4 separate regions of the Homo sapiens genome follow, and regions 2, 3 and 4 are each linked to region 1. The links are chromatin contacts, found by Hi-C or POLR2A ChIA-PET in ENCODE. All regions are on one chromosome and are shown on one strand. The core of a region is the stretch at or near the end of the contact, and the rest is flanking DNA. Distances in the headings are between cores, read along the strand shown. Region 1 holds the start of GIPR (gastric inhibitory polypeptide receptor). Region 2 has its middle 6.9 kb from the start of MIR6088. Region 3 holds the start of ERCC1 (ERCC excision repair 1, endonuclease non-catalytic subunit). Region 4 holds the start of RSPH6A (radial spoke head 6 homolog A).

Evidence for each region. Hi-C counts contacts between places; a loop is a spot of excess contacts on that map. ChIA-PET counts read pairs that join two places held with the same protein, here RNA polymerase II (POLR2A). Pooled maps may share reads with other maps.
Region 2: a loop to region 1 is called in a pooled map, with 2.7 times the contacts of the local background. The contact joins the enhancer-like site here to the promoter of GIPR in region 1. A Hi-C loop is called at or near these places in 8 of 50 pooled maps. POLR2A ChIA-PET finds 5 or more read pairs at or near these places in 9 of 52 experiments (A673, AG04450, GM12878 and 6 more).
Region 3: a pooled map shows a loop between it and region 1 (4-fold over the local background). The contact joins the promoter of ERCC1 here to the promoter of GIPR in region 1. A Hi-C loop is called at or near these places in 1 of 37 single-sample maps with no recorded cell type and 6 of 50 pooled maps. POLR2A ChIA-PET finds 5 or more read pairs at or near these places in 6 of 52 experiments (A549, A673, HCT116 and 3 more).
Region 4: a loop to region 1 is called in a pooled map, with 2.7 times the contacts of the local background. The contact joins the promoter of RSPH6A here to the promoter of GIPR in region 1. A Hi-C loop is called at or near these places in 1 of 50 pooled maps. POLR2A ChIA-PET finds 5 or more read pairs at or near these places in 4 of 52 experiments (A549, B cell, WTC11 and 1 more).

The regions. Positions count from the first base shown.
Region 1 is chr19:45,666,358-45,669,470 of GRCh38, reverse strand. GIPR (gastric inhibitory polypeptide receptor) reads right to left here and starts at 1,250. Exons shown (of 14, transcript NM_000164.4): 1 at 1,173-1,250. RefSeq lists an enhancer at 546-825 and a silencer at 1,206-1,365.
Region 2 is chr19:45,441,981-45,445,035 of GRCh38, reverse strand. It overlaps a transcript of ERCC1 not described here. Among named protein-coding and RNA genes, the nearest start is that of MIR6088, 6.9 kb to the right of the region's middle. RefSeq lists a silencer at 567-766. Within about 2 kb of position 1,480, at least 36 of the 41 ENCODE cell types and tissues checked have a DNase peak (open chromatin) inside an H3K27ac peak, as active enhancers do; they include A673 and HCT116, where a contact is called at or near this core.
Region 3 is chr19:45,422,117-45,425,215 of GRCh38, reverse strand. It overlaps ERCC1 (ERCC excision repair 1, endonuclease non-catalytic subunit), which reads left to right and starts at 1,299. Exons shown (of 10, transcript NM_001983.4): 1 at 1,299-1,435; 2 at 1,835-1,946. The coding sequence starts at 1,842. RefSeq lists enhancers at 571-865, 1,114-1,163, 1,224-1,313.
Region 4 is chr19:45,813,555-45,816,590 of GRCh38, reverse strand. It overlaps RSPH6A (radial spoke head 6 homolog A), which reads left to right and starts at 1,283. Exons shown (of 6, transcript NM_030785.4): 1 at 1,283-2,064. The coding sequence starts at 1,415. It overlaps SYMPK (symplekin scaffold protein), which reads left to right. Exons shown (of 27, transcript NM_004819.3): 25 at 14-109; 26 at 408-740; 27 at 894-1,181. The coding sequence ends at 1,031.

The DNA.
Region 1 (3,113 bases), core at 1-2,500:
GGTCCCAGGGCAAGGTCAGCACCTCTGCCCTCCTACTCCAACCCCAGCGTCACCCCGCCTCAGGGATTCACACACAGGGGCAGACGGCTGGGGAGCCGTATACACGCGGGACTCCGAGGCAGCGCACCCGCTCCCGCAACTCCCAGGCGTGATGATCTGGGGGGAGGGAGAGGCACGCGGAGTGGGTGGAACTCCGGTGGTGGGCGGGGCCCCTTAAGTGATTCCCCGGCCTCCCCTGACTGTTGTTGGGGCAGCAAAGGTGGAAGGGGGGGGTGTTTGCTGAGCGGGCGGTTGCCCTAGAGCTACGCTGGGCGGAAGTGTCAGTGTCACCGAAGTCTGGACCTACAGACTCCTGGGAACCCGGGGACCGCCTTGGAGAGGAGGGGGTAGAAACCGTCAGCCTAGACCCCTTTTCTATGGGGAACTGAAAAACTTGAAGGTTTTCAGTACCCCCTAGTGGGGTACTTGAAACGCCCATCTGAGTTCCCACAGCCTGGTGGAGAACTTGAAACGCCCATCCGAGCTCCCACTCTCCAAGCCCAAAGGGTTTTCTAGCACACATAGGAACCTGACCTTACAAAACTTTCCCCGCTGGGGGTAGATAAAGCCCAGAGTAAGTGGAACAACCCTTTCCCAGCATCCAAATACTTAGGGACTAGAGAAGCGACAGATCCGGGGTTAGATGTGCAGATGCCTGGAAATCGGTCTAACGCCCGACACCCACTCACCCGCGCCCCCGCGGCTCCACGTAGAGAAAGACGGAAGCAGAGAGGATCTCAGGTCGAGCCTCAGAAGGACAGACAACGGCGTCACAGACACAAGAGACAGAAATGTAAAGACTGAGAGGCGCAGAGACGGAGGGACAGAATGAGACCCCCAGCCAGAGACCAGAGAAAAACAAACAGAGAAAGAGACGCAGATGTGGGCTAGGAGACAAAGAAGAGGCAGAGACGTGGAGGGAGACAGAGCAGGGGAAAGAGAAGTTATCTAGCAGCTAACCAGAGATGGAAACACGCAGACAGAGACATCAAGAGACAGAGATGAGCAGAGATGGTGGTGGGCACAGAGACAGAGAGACAAAGGCAGGGCAGAGAAGCAGAGAGGGAGAGTGCCAGAGACTTGAGAGGTCAAGGGGGGGCAGGGAGAATGGGCTGGGATTGGGGAGCCCTCACCTGTCCCCAGTCCTGCTCCTGGTCACTTGCTCCTGCAGCCCCTGCCACCGCTGCCTCCAACTGCCTTGTCTCGGCTCTGGGAGAGGTGACAGGCGCTGGCAGCCCGGGGTGATGGGAGGGGGCGGGGCCAAGGCGGGACAGGGAACGGAAGCGGGGAGCTCTGGGGCAGAGAGCCGAGCAGGGGGCAGTCATCAAGGTCATGAGGGAGGGCAGTTACTGAATTGTCCTTATCGTCCTGAGGACCCCTGCACCAAGTGTGTACAATCTCTCATGCTGTCCCACCCACAGGTACCCGCCCCCACCGCCACTCATTCCCAGAGCCTCAGTCACTCAATCAAACATGCAGTGTCACACACAATCCCATAGGCTGAGCCATGGAAAGGCACAGTCACAGAACCTCACAAGCTGTTACTCACACAGTCACACATTCAGTCACACCCATACAGTCCCATGGTCACACCCAGACAGCCACAGTCTCTCACTCACAGGTGGACAGTCATCCACTGTGACACACAGTCATGTACCCAGGGCTATGGACTCCTGCACACACACAGTAACGCTCACAGTGTCTCACAGTTCCAACAACACTGTCAATCACCCACACATTCACGCAATCACCGGGTTTCATCACAAACACTGTTGCCCTGCTAGCCTGTGTGGCCCAGGAGGGTAGAGCCAGGACATCTGGGTCACCACTGGGTCCCCAAAATCGTTAAGAGCAGGGGTTCAAGGAAGGATTGTCATGAAATAAATATACGCAGTATGCAGTTGTGTGGTTACTCGCAGACATAGAATTTTTTTTTTTTGAGACAGAGTCTTCCTCTGTTGCTGAGGCTGGAGTACAGAAGCATGATCTCAGCTCACTGCAACCTCCGCCTCCTGGGTTCAAGCAATTCTCCCACCGCAGCCTCCCAAGTAGCTGGGATTCCAGGCACACACCACCACAACCGACTAATTTTTGTATTTTTAGTAGAGACGGTGTTTCACCATGTTGCCCAGGCTGGTCTCAAACTCCTGACCTCAGGTGTTCCACATGTCTTGGCCTTCCAAAGTGGTGGGATTACAGGCGACAGCCACCACACCCGGCCCATACAATCCTTTTTACATTTTATTTATTTATTTATTTATGAGAGTGGAGTGCACTGGAACAATTATAGCTCACTGCAGCCTCCACTTCCTGGGCTCAAGGGATCCTCTTAACTCAGCCTCTTGACTAGCTGGGACTATGGGCATGAGCCACCATGCCCCACCATTTTATTAAAAAATAATTTCAACTTTTTTTTTTTTGAGACAGGGTCTCACTCTGTCACCCAGGATGGAGTGCAGTGGCGCCATCTTGGCTCACTTCAACCTCCGCCTCCAGGGTTCAGGAGATTCTCCTGCCTCAGCCTCCCGAGTAGCTGGGACTACAGGTGTGTGCCACCACACCCAGCTAAAATTTTTGTATTTTTAGTAGAGATGGGGTTTCACCATGTTGGCCATGCTGGTCTCCAACTCTTGGCCTCAAGCAATCCTCCTGCCTCGGCCTCCCAAAGTGCTGGGACTACAGGGATGTGCCATCACACCCAGCCTCAACTTTTATTTATTTATTTATTCATTTATTTTAATTCATTTTATTTATTATTTTTTCTAGACAGGGTCTCACTCTGTCACCCAGGCTGGAGTGCAGTGGCGCCAACTTGGCAACCTCTGCCTCTTGGGTTCAGGCGATTCTCATGCCTCAACCACCAGAGTAGCTGGGACTACAGGTGTATGCCACCACGCCTGGCTGATTTTTATATTTTTAGTAGAGATGAGGTTTCACCATGTTGGCCATATTGTTCTCCAACTCCTGGCCTCAAGTGATCCTCCCGCCTTGGCCTCCCAAAGTGCTGGGATTACAGGTATGAACCACCGCGCCTGGCCTTAACTTTTATTTTAGATTCAGGGGGCACATGTGCA
Region 2 (3,055 bases), core at 231-2,730, 220 kb after region 1:
AGACAACAATAACAACAACAACAAAAAATCGGTTGAATGAATGAATGATGAGTGTACATGCCAGGAATTGTGCTACAAGCTCTGGGTCTGCGAATTCACTGAATCGTCAGAACAGCCTGATTTGCTAAGCGCTGCGTATTAATGTCCCCATTTTACAAATACAGAAACAGAGTCAGAGAGGGGAAGTCCCTCGAACTGAGTGCAAAGGTCCTGAGGACTAAAGATGGATTATTCTGCCATCAGGGGCGTCCCTGCCGGCCTCGGTGTTGCCCGTGTGTAACTGCATTATTTCTGTGCTTATTTCTGGGCCCCGTCCTTGTTCGATCTGTCGCGTGGTCTTTCCTTATATCTCTGCGCCCCGACAGTTCCCTGTTGCTTCGGCCTCCACGCATGTCTCCGAATTTCTTGCTCCGGGGCCCTGATCTCTGTATCTCCTCTTTGCTGCGCCTCAGTCTCCGGGTTTCTGCGCCCTGAGGCCTCTGGGGGCCAAGGCCGAGGGTTTGGCGCGCAGGCCTGGGTGCTCCGTCCCGGCCCGGTGGCCTCCTGACCGCCCAGCCTCATCTGGCGGCCCTGGGGCGGGGCGGGGCCTGTTGCCTGGAGACCAGTGTTTTGCCGCAGCAAACTGGGTCTCTGGGCCACCGCGGGGGGGCGGCCTGGGAACCCGCGCCGGGCGTGGGAGCGCGCCCGGGAGGGGCGCGGGCCGGCCTTGGGCCTAGGGGCGGGGAGGGGCTCCGGGGTGGGGGGCGAAGCGGCTGGCTGGGGGAGGGGGGGAAATGGGGAACAGGATTTGGGGAGATGAGGTAGGGACATGGGGCAGTTCGAGGAGACAGGAGGGAACTGCGGGAGGCTGGGATTAGGAGGACAAGAGAGTGTATTGGGGTCAGTTGGAGGGAAGCGGGTGAGTCGGGGGCTAGGGAGGGCTGGGAGATATTGAGGAAAGCTTGGGGGAGCCCGGGGAGGGGATTGGGAGGGCCTGGGCAGGATAGTGGGGGTAGTTGAGGGGGTGGGAAGAGGGGCCCGGTATGGATGAGTGAAGGAAGGACCGGGGACACTGGAAGTTTAGGGGATTCGGGAATTACAAGCGATGAGTGTGAGGGCAGAGAGTTTCGGGGGGCGTTGGGAAGGTGTGAAAGGACGGGGTACGGGGTGTAGAGGAGAGAGGTTTGCCGGTTCGGAGAAAGAACCGAACTGCAGGGCCACAGGAGGGTAGAGTTGGGAGGAGATAGGATCCCCAGGGAGAAGGAGGCTAAACCGGGCCGGAAACAAGGGTGAATCAGAAGAGGGGGAGCCCCTGCCACTTCCAGGTTCCTGCGGGAGGGGCCCTCCTTGCCCATTGTCCCCGGCCCGGCCAGGACATCCGGCGACTTCCCTCGGGACGCGACGACGGGTTGTGTAACCCTGCCCGGCCCGCCTGCTCCCGGGGGCGGGGCCTGAGTCTGGACTCCCGGGTTCCTCTCCGCCCCCATCCCAAGGGAGACGCCTGGGTCGGGATCCTGGGGGAGCGGCTCGTGACGTCACAAGTGGGCGGAGTCCACCAACGGCGCGAACCCGTTTTCTTACTCACTGGCGATCTGGGATCTGGGACCCAAGGTGGGGAGGGGTGTTCTTAGCGATCCCCTTGGTTGAAGCAGCCCAATGACCGCGAGGGTAAACTGAGTCCCAGACGGTGCTGACCCTTTTCATTCGATTCATTCATTCAGTAAGATGTATGGAGCGCCGGCTGTGTCCCAGTTACTGCCTTAGGTGATGGGGACACAGCAGTGACTGATCCTTGCAGCCCCTGGGCGGACCCCATCCCAAACTGAGTGTGACTGACTACAGCCATACCTCCTTGGAGCCTGGCCTCCTTCACTAGACAAATCAATAAGATGGACCCTCACATCCAGGCAGCTGGGAGACCCCTCCCTAGTGCAGAGGGCACCACACATCCCTCAGCTCCTGAGTCCCTGGTCTGTGTGTGACTGCATCTCCCCTTCCTCCCCCGATGGCCTGTCACTTCCTCTTATCTTCATCCCCCCCGCGGGGCATGACTAGGGATGCTGGTCTTAAGGCAGTTGGCAAATCACTCAGACGTCATAACTAAGCCGGCTGTGCTATCACCGAGATGTGTCCCTGAGATGTCATTAAGCAGCCTGCTTCTTCTATACATACCTCTGGGGTGCTGTGGGTCTGAGGAGGGGCCACGCCCTGCTGCTGGTGGTTCCTCAGCCTGCCAAACAGAGTTATCTACTTCCATCCAAGCCCTCCATCAGAAGGTTCTGGAAGATGCCTTCCTGGCTACCCTTAGTCTTCTTCCAGGCAGCCTTCCTTGACTCCCCACCCCTGTCACCCTCCCTGGGATTTGTATCCTGGCCTGAACCTTGCCTCTTTGATCTCATCCACTTCCTTGCCTCAACTTTGAAAAGCCTTCAGAACCGGGCCCTCAAAAGGACACATCCTTGCACCTCTCCAAGCCTCAGTTTTCCCATCTCTAAAATGGGCATAGCAATGGGGTCTGGCCTACTCACTGAGTGCTGAATGATTCCAGCCACTTCATTTCTGTGATGGGCTTTGCATAGGCCAGGGACATCGTGAGAGCTCAGTGAATCCTACTGGCCAAGATACATAAAAAATAGTTAATATTGAGAAGTGGGGATCAGAGTGGGAGGGAAATTTACTTTTCCAAGGTATACCCTTTTGTAGTTACCAAAACTTTTTTTCTTTTTCTTTTTTTTTTTTTTGAGACAGGGTCTCTGTTGCCCACGCTGGAGTGTAGTGGTGCCATCTCGGTTCACTGCAACCTCCACCTCCTGGGCTCAACCGATCCTCCCACCCACCTCAGCCTCCTGAGTAGGTGGGACCACAGGTGCATGCCACCACACTTGGCTAATTAAAAAAAATTTTTTTCCCAGAGATGAGATCTCACTATAATGTCGAGGCTGGTCTTGAACTCCTGGGCTCAAGCAATCCTCCCACCTCGGCCTCCCAAAGTGCTGGGTGGGATTACAGGCATGAGCCACCGCACCTGGCCTCTAAACAGTTTTCAAAATTAAAAAAAATAAAATAAAAAAAAAGT
Region 3 (3,099 bases), core at 50-2,549, 240 kb after region 1:
GTAATCCCAGCACTTTGGGAGGTCACAAAGTGACCTCAGGATCAGCTGAGGTCAGGAGTTTGAGACCAGCCTGGCCAACATGGTGAAACCCCGTCTCTACTAAAAATACAAAAAAAAAAAAAAAAAAAAAAAATTAGCCGGGCATGGTGGCACATGCCTGTAATCCCAGCTACTAAGGAGGCAGGAGAATCGCTTGAACCCGGGAGGGGGAGGTGCAGTGAACTGAGATCGCGCCATTGCACTCCAGCCTGGGTAATAAGAGCGAAACTCCGTCTCGAAAAAAAAAAAAAAAAGAAAAAAAAGAATTTATCATTATGACCCTGGGTTATGGCAGGGCTCTTAACACACCAAAAGCAAAAGTCAGAACGGAACAGATTGATAAATAGTTGCGCATAAACACAAATAACTTCTGTGCCAAAAATAACTAAAGTTAAAGCCCAAAGTAGAAACTAGGAGGAAATGTTTGCAATATGGGTAACTAAGGATTAGAATCAGAATCCATAAAGTACCCCTAGAAATTAATAGTAATAAAAAAGCCATACAACCCATTTTAAAAATGGACAAGGAATATGAGCAAGCAATTCACAGAAGACAAAATTTACAAGACCAATACTTTCACAAAAAACATTCCATTTCCTTAGTAATCAGAGAGCTGCAAGTTAGAACAGTGTGATACTATCCTTTCAGGAAGTGACTAATACTAACTCATCAGCCAGGCCCCTGCTCAGATGTCCCTTCCTCCAGGAAGCCCTTCCGGACTCCGGGGCTGAGTCAGGCGCTCCCCCTGACCCCCATCCCACGGCTCTCCCGGGATCTCCCATCCCAGACCTGCCCATTCTGGGTCAGCACTGGGAACGTGTCTGTGTCCCTTACTGAACCGTAAGCTCCGGGAGGACAACACGGGGCTGTCGTTGGTCACTGCTGTGTCACCAGCACGGACTCGCACAGGACCGGGAAGAGAGGAAGCGCGTGGGGGGAATAGGTGTGGAATAAATGAATGAATGAGGAAACTGAAGCCAAGTCAATGTCTGAGTTGGATTCAAACTTAAGTCTCTCCTTACTGAGAGGAGGGACCAAGTTGGATCTCCTGCGATCTGTTCTCCACTGAGCCCTGCCAGGATTCTGGGCACACAGAAGCGCTCAGTAAGGGCTTTGAAACTTAACAGTTTGGGAGCCAGATCCTCAGGCCACATCTCTCTCCTCCCACGACCTCCGCGGTCCTCCAGAACCATAGAGAGTTGTACAGAGATCGCCCTGCTCTATGCTCTACTCTCCTGGGGAGCGGGGCCAGAGAGGCCGGAAGTGCTGCGAGCCCTGGGCCACGCTGGCCGTGCTGGCAGTGGGCCGCCTCGATCCCTCTGCAGTCTTTCCCTTGAGGCTCCAAGACCAGCAGGTGAGGCCTCGCGGCGCTGAAACCGTGAGGCCCGGACCACAGGTGCGGGAGGCGGAGACTGCGGGTGGAGATTGGCGCCGCGGAAGCCAATCATTGCCGAGTCTGAGAGATGGACAAGGCCAGGCGTGGGGAGGGCGTCCAGATGCTAGCCTCGGGGGCCGGACGAACGGAAGGCGGGGGATGGTGGGGACGGAGCCAATAGAATCCGGTGGGGGCGAGGGGCGGAGCGATGGGACTTGTGGACCTGTAAGGGGCGGGGCGAGCCGAAGGTGGAGGTCAAAGGGGCGTGGCGTTACAGAGCCTCTAGCGCTGGGTGTTGGGGACCTGACGCTATGGAGCTCTCGGAGTTTTGTGGGGGACGGCTGTGAGTGGGGGGTTCCTGCTGCGGGATGAGAACGTAGACGCCAGTGGCTCACTCGCTCCTGGCACCTTCCCTTTCAGGCTCCAGATGGACCCTGGGAAGGACAAAGAGGGGGTGCCCCAGCCCTCAGGGCCGCCAGCAAGGAAGAAATTTGTGATACCCCTCGACGAGGATGAGGTCCCTCCTGGAGTGGTAGGACAAGGAGATGCGGGGCCCCTGGGAGGCTGGGGGCTGTTAGGACGAAGAGGATAGGATGGGGCCTGTGGGACCAGGGTGTGGGTTAGTGGATTTGGGGGCCACGGACGACTTGGGGAAACAGTCCTTGGTCCTCCCCAGGTCCCAGTTTCCCCATCTGTGAAATGGATGGGTGGTTCTAAGAGAGGGCTAAGGCAGAGGCCAGACACTGGCATTCAGCAGGTAGCCCCTGATGTGTTTTACGAGGCCAGCACCCTGATTTTTCAAGACATGAATTTATTGCTCGTGTTTAAGAATCGCCAGGTTTTGCAATCTTAAAAAAATCTACACTTTAGACATATTTTGGTAAATGGAAGGACCTGGCAATATTGAAATCTCCTTCCCAAGGGAAAACAATCGACGGGTGATGAGCATTGGCTATGAAGAAAAGGAAAGTGGGCTAAGGATGTAGGGCATGATGGGGGAGAGGACCTTCCTACTCTATTTATTTATTTATTTATTTATTTTTTTGAGACAGAGTCTCGCTCTTTTGCCCAGGCTGGAGTGCACTGGCACCATCTCGGCTCACTGCAACCTCTGCCTCCTGGGTTCAAGCGATTCTCCTGCCTCAGCCTCCCGAGTAACTGGGATTACAGGAGCGCGCCTGGCTAATTTTTGTATTTTTAGTAGAGACGGGTTTCACCATGTTGGTCAGGCTGGTCTCGAACCTCAAGTGATCCGCCCACCTCGGCCTCCCAAAGTGCTGGGATGTACAGGCATGAGCCACCATGCCTGGCCCCTTCCTACTTTAGATAGGAAGGTCAAGGGAGGGCCTCTCTGAGGAGGTGACATCTTGGTAGAGACGTGAAAGAGGTGAGGGAGTGAGCCATGGCGACATCTGGGGTAGAGGGAACAGCCAGTGCCAAAGCCCTGAGGTCAGAGAGAGCCTGCCGTGTTCAAGGGCAGAACGAAGTCTGGTGGGGCTGGAGTAGAGAAAGCAAGGAGAAGTGGTAGAAGGTGTAGTTTCTGAGGCAAGGAGCAGGGACAGATCTAGAGCCTTGTGGGTGATGGTGACAGCTTTGGCTTTCACTCTGAGGCAGGAGCCACCCACCAGCTCTGAGCAGAGGAGGGACATGAGGACTTAGTTAGGGGACAGACTTCCAGGGGGCGA
Region 4 (3,036 bases), core at 34-2,533, 150 kb before region 1:
GCTCTCCACCCAGCAAGCTCACATCCCTAACTCCATCATGACCATCTTGGAGGCCAGCGGCAAGCAGGAGCCAGAGGCCAAGGAGGCGCCTGCGGGGCCCTTGGAGGAGGTGAGGGCCCTGCAGCCCACCCATCTGGATCCCCAGACTCCCACCCCCTACCCCAAGCCAGCAAGGCTCACCATGGCCTCCTCCTGACCCCGAGAGACTCAGGCCACCCCTGCCTCTGGGCCACCCGTCTCCCAGGGGATGCTCCTGCTGGGAGTTGGGGGTCTGGGGGACAACTGCCCCTTCCTCCCCATGCTCTTGGTGAAGAACTCAAAGACCACCTCAGGGTGGTTCCTTCTCTTTCCGGCCGTCCTCTGAGCCACCCACCTCTGAGCTTCTGTGTGGCCCTCCCTATCCCCAGGATGATCTGGAGCCCCTGACCTTGGCCCCGGCCCCAGCACCCCGGCCCCCTCAGGACCTCATCGGCCTGCGACTGGCCCAGGAGAAGGCCTTAAAGCGGCAGCTGGAGGAGGAACAGAAGCTGAAGCCGGGAGGAGTGGGAGCCCCCTCCTCTTCCTCCCCCTCTCCCTCTCCGTCGGCCCGGCCAGGCCCGCCCCCGTCTGAGGAAGCCATGGATTTCCGGGAGGAGGGGCCTGAGTGCGAGACCCCGGGCATCTTCATCAGCATGGATGACGACTCGGGGCTGACCGAGGCCGCGCTGTTGGACTCTAGTCTCGAGGGCCCCCTACCCAAGGTAGGGAGAGCAGCCTCCGCTGCGAAGGAAGAAGCCGGATCTGGGCCGGGGTGAAGGTGGGGGAGGAGGGGCCATCAGGGGGCAGGGCCTGAAGGGGAGCGTGGAGGTGACCGCGCCCTCCACCCGGCTGCCCTTTCCTTCCCCGGTCACCAGGAGACGGCAGCGGGCGGGCTGACCTTGAAGGAGGAGCGGAGCCCCCAGACCCTCGCACCTGTTGGAGAAGATGCTATGAAGACTCCCAGCCCGGCTGCCGAGGACGCCAGGGAACCCGAGGCCAAGGGGAACAGCTGACGGGGCTCGAGGGGGAAAGGGGGTGGGACAGGGACTCGGGGCTGGGGGACGGGGCGGGGCTTGACCTGCGGGTGCTTTGCCTTAAAAAGAAATAAAAGATGTGAACTTGGGCAAGTTACTGAAAAGAAAAAAAAAAAGGGATGGCGGGCCTGGGGCGCGGGTGCCGTCTCGAGTCTGGCGCGACGTCCACCGTGGGGCTGCGCGGGATCGGGAGTGCGCGCCCAGAGCCTGCGCGGAACCCACCCTGGCCCGCTCCCCGCGCCCTCCACGGGTAACGGCCCCCTCTCTCGGTGCTCAGAAACCGGCGGTGTCGACAGGTGGCTCTCGCTTGGCCTCCTTGTCTGCAAGCCTTTCTCCTAGAGATCTGTGCCTCCTGGCGAACCATGGGAGACCTGCCGCCCTACCCTGAGCGCCCTGCCCAGCAGCCTCCGGGCCGGAGGACTTCTCAGGCCTCCCAGAGGCGGCACAGTCGGGACCAAGCTCAGGCCCTGGCAGCGGACCCCGAGGAGAGGCAGCAGATACCTCCAGACGCCCAGCGAAACGCCCCTGGTTGGTCACAGAGGGGCAGCCTGTCCCAACAGGAGAACTTGCTGATGCCCCAGGTCTTCCAGGCTGAGGAAGCCCGGCTGGGTGGCATGGAGTACCCATCTGTGAACACGGGCTTTCCCTCAGAGTTCCAGCCTCAGCCTTACTCTGATGAAAGCAGGATGCAGGTCGCCGAGCTCACCACCAGCCTAATGCTGCAGCGGCTCCAGCAGGGCCAAAGCAGCCTGTTCCAGCAACTGGACCCCACCTTCCAGGAGCCCCCAGTCAACCCCTTGGGCCAGTTCAACCTCTACCAGACAGACCAGTTCTCTGAAGGTGCCCAGCACGGGCCTTACATAAGGGATGACCCTGCCCTTCAGTTCTTGCCCTCTGAGCTGGGCTTCCCACACTACAGTGCCCAGGTGCCTGAGCCCGAGCCTCTGGAGCTGGCCGTGCAGAACGCCAAGGCCTACCTGCTGCAGACCAGCATCAATTGCGACCTCAGCCTGTGAGCAGGGGCTAGGAGTGGGGCGGGTGGGGGACCCAGGCAGGGAGGGGCCCCACCCGAAGTGCCTGCCTCAGTCAGTCAGACAAGGGATCATCCCTCATGGAAAACCAGTGACTCTAATTCAGCTGAGTCGGAATCAATGCCAACAACAGCTAGCATTCACTTCCCAGACATGTGCTGGCACTGCACACACTCACCTAATTCTCACCGGAGATGAGCACATCAGCTCATCCTACTTTACAGAGGAGGAGACCGAGACACAGAGAAGTTGGGTCGCTTACCCAAAACTACACAGCTAGGATATGGCAGAGTCAGGATTCCAGAACACGTGATTTGGCTCCCCAAGCCCTCTTGCTTTTTTTTTCCCCCAGACATAGTCTCACCCTGTCACCCAGGCTGGAGCACAGTGGCGTGGTCTTGGCTTAGGGCAACCTCTCCTTCCCAAGTTCAAGTGATTCTTCTGCTTCAGCCTCCCGAGTAGTTGGGGTTACAGGCGCGCTCCACTTCACCCAGCTAATTTTTGTATTTTTAGTAGAGGCAAGATTTCACCATGTTGCCCAGGCTAGTCTCAAACTCGACCTCAAGTGATCCGCCCATCTCAGCCTCCCAAAGTGCTAGGATTGCAGGCATGAACCACCGTGCCCAGCCCTCCTGAGACCCTCTTATCCTGCAACTAAACCTCCCTGCCTGAGGAAGATACTTGCCAAAGCCACTTAGCTACAGTCACAAAACACTGCTCTCAGCCTCCATTAGATACCCAGGATGCTCTCATTCTAGGAGAGTGGACAAGAAACAGAAAAAGTGATAAACTGAAGCTAAGGACTCAGGTGAAAAATAAGGGAGGCTAAGAGGGCTAGGGAACACATGAAATAGTGGGGGTCCAACCAGGTGCGGTGGCTCACGCCTGTTATCCCAGCACTTGAGGAGGCCAAGACGGGCGGATCACCTGAGGTCAGGAGTTCGAGACCAGCC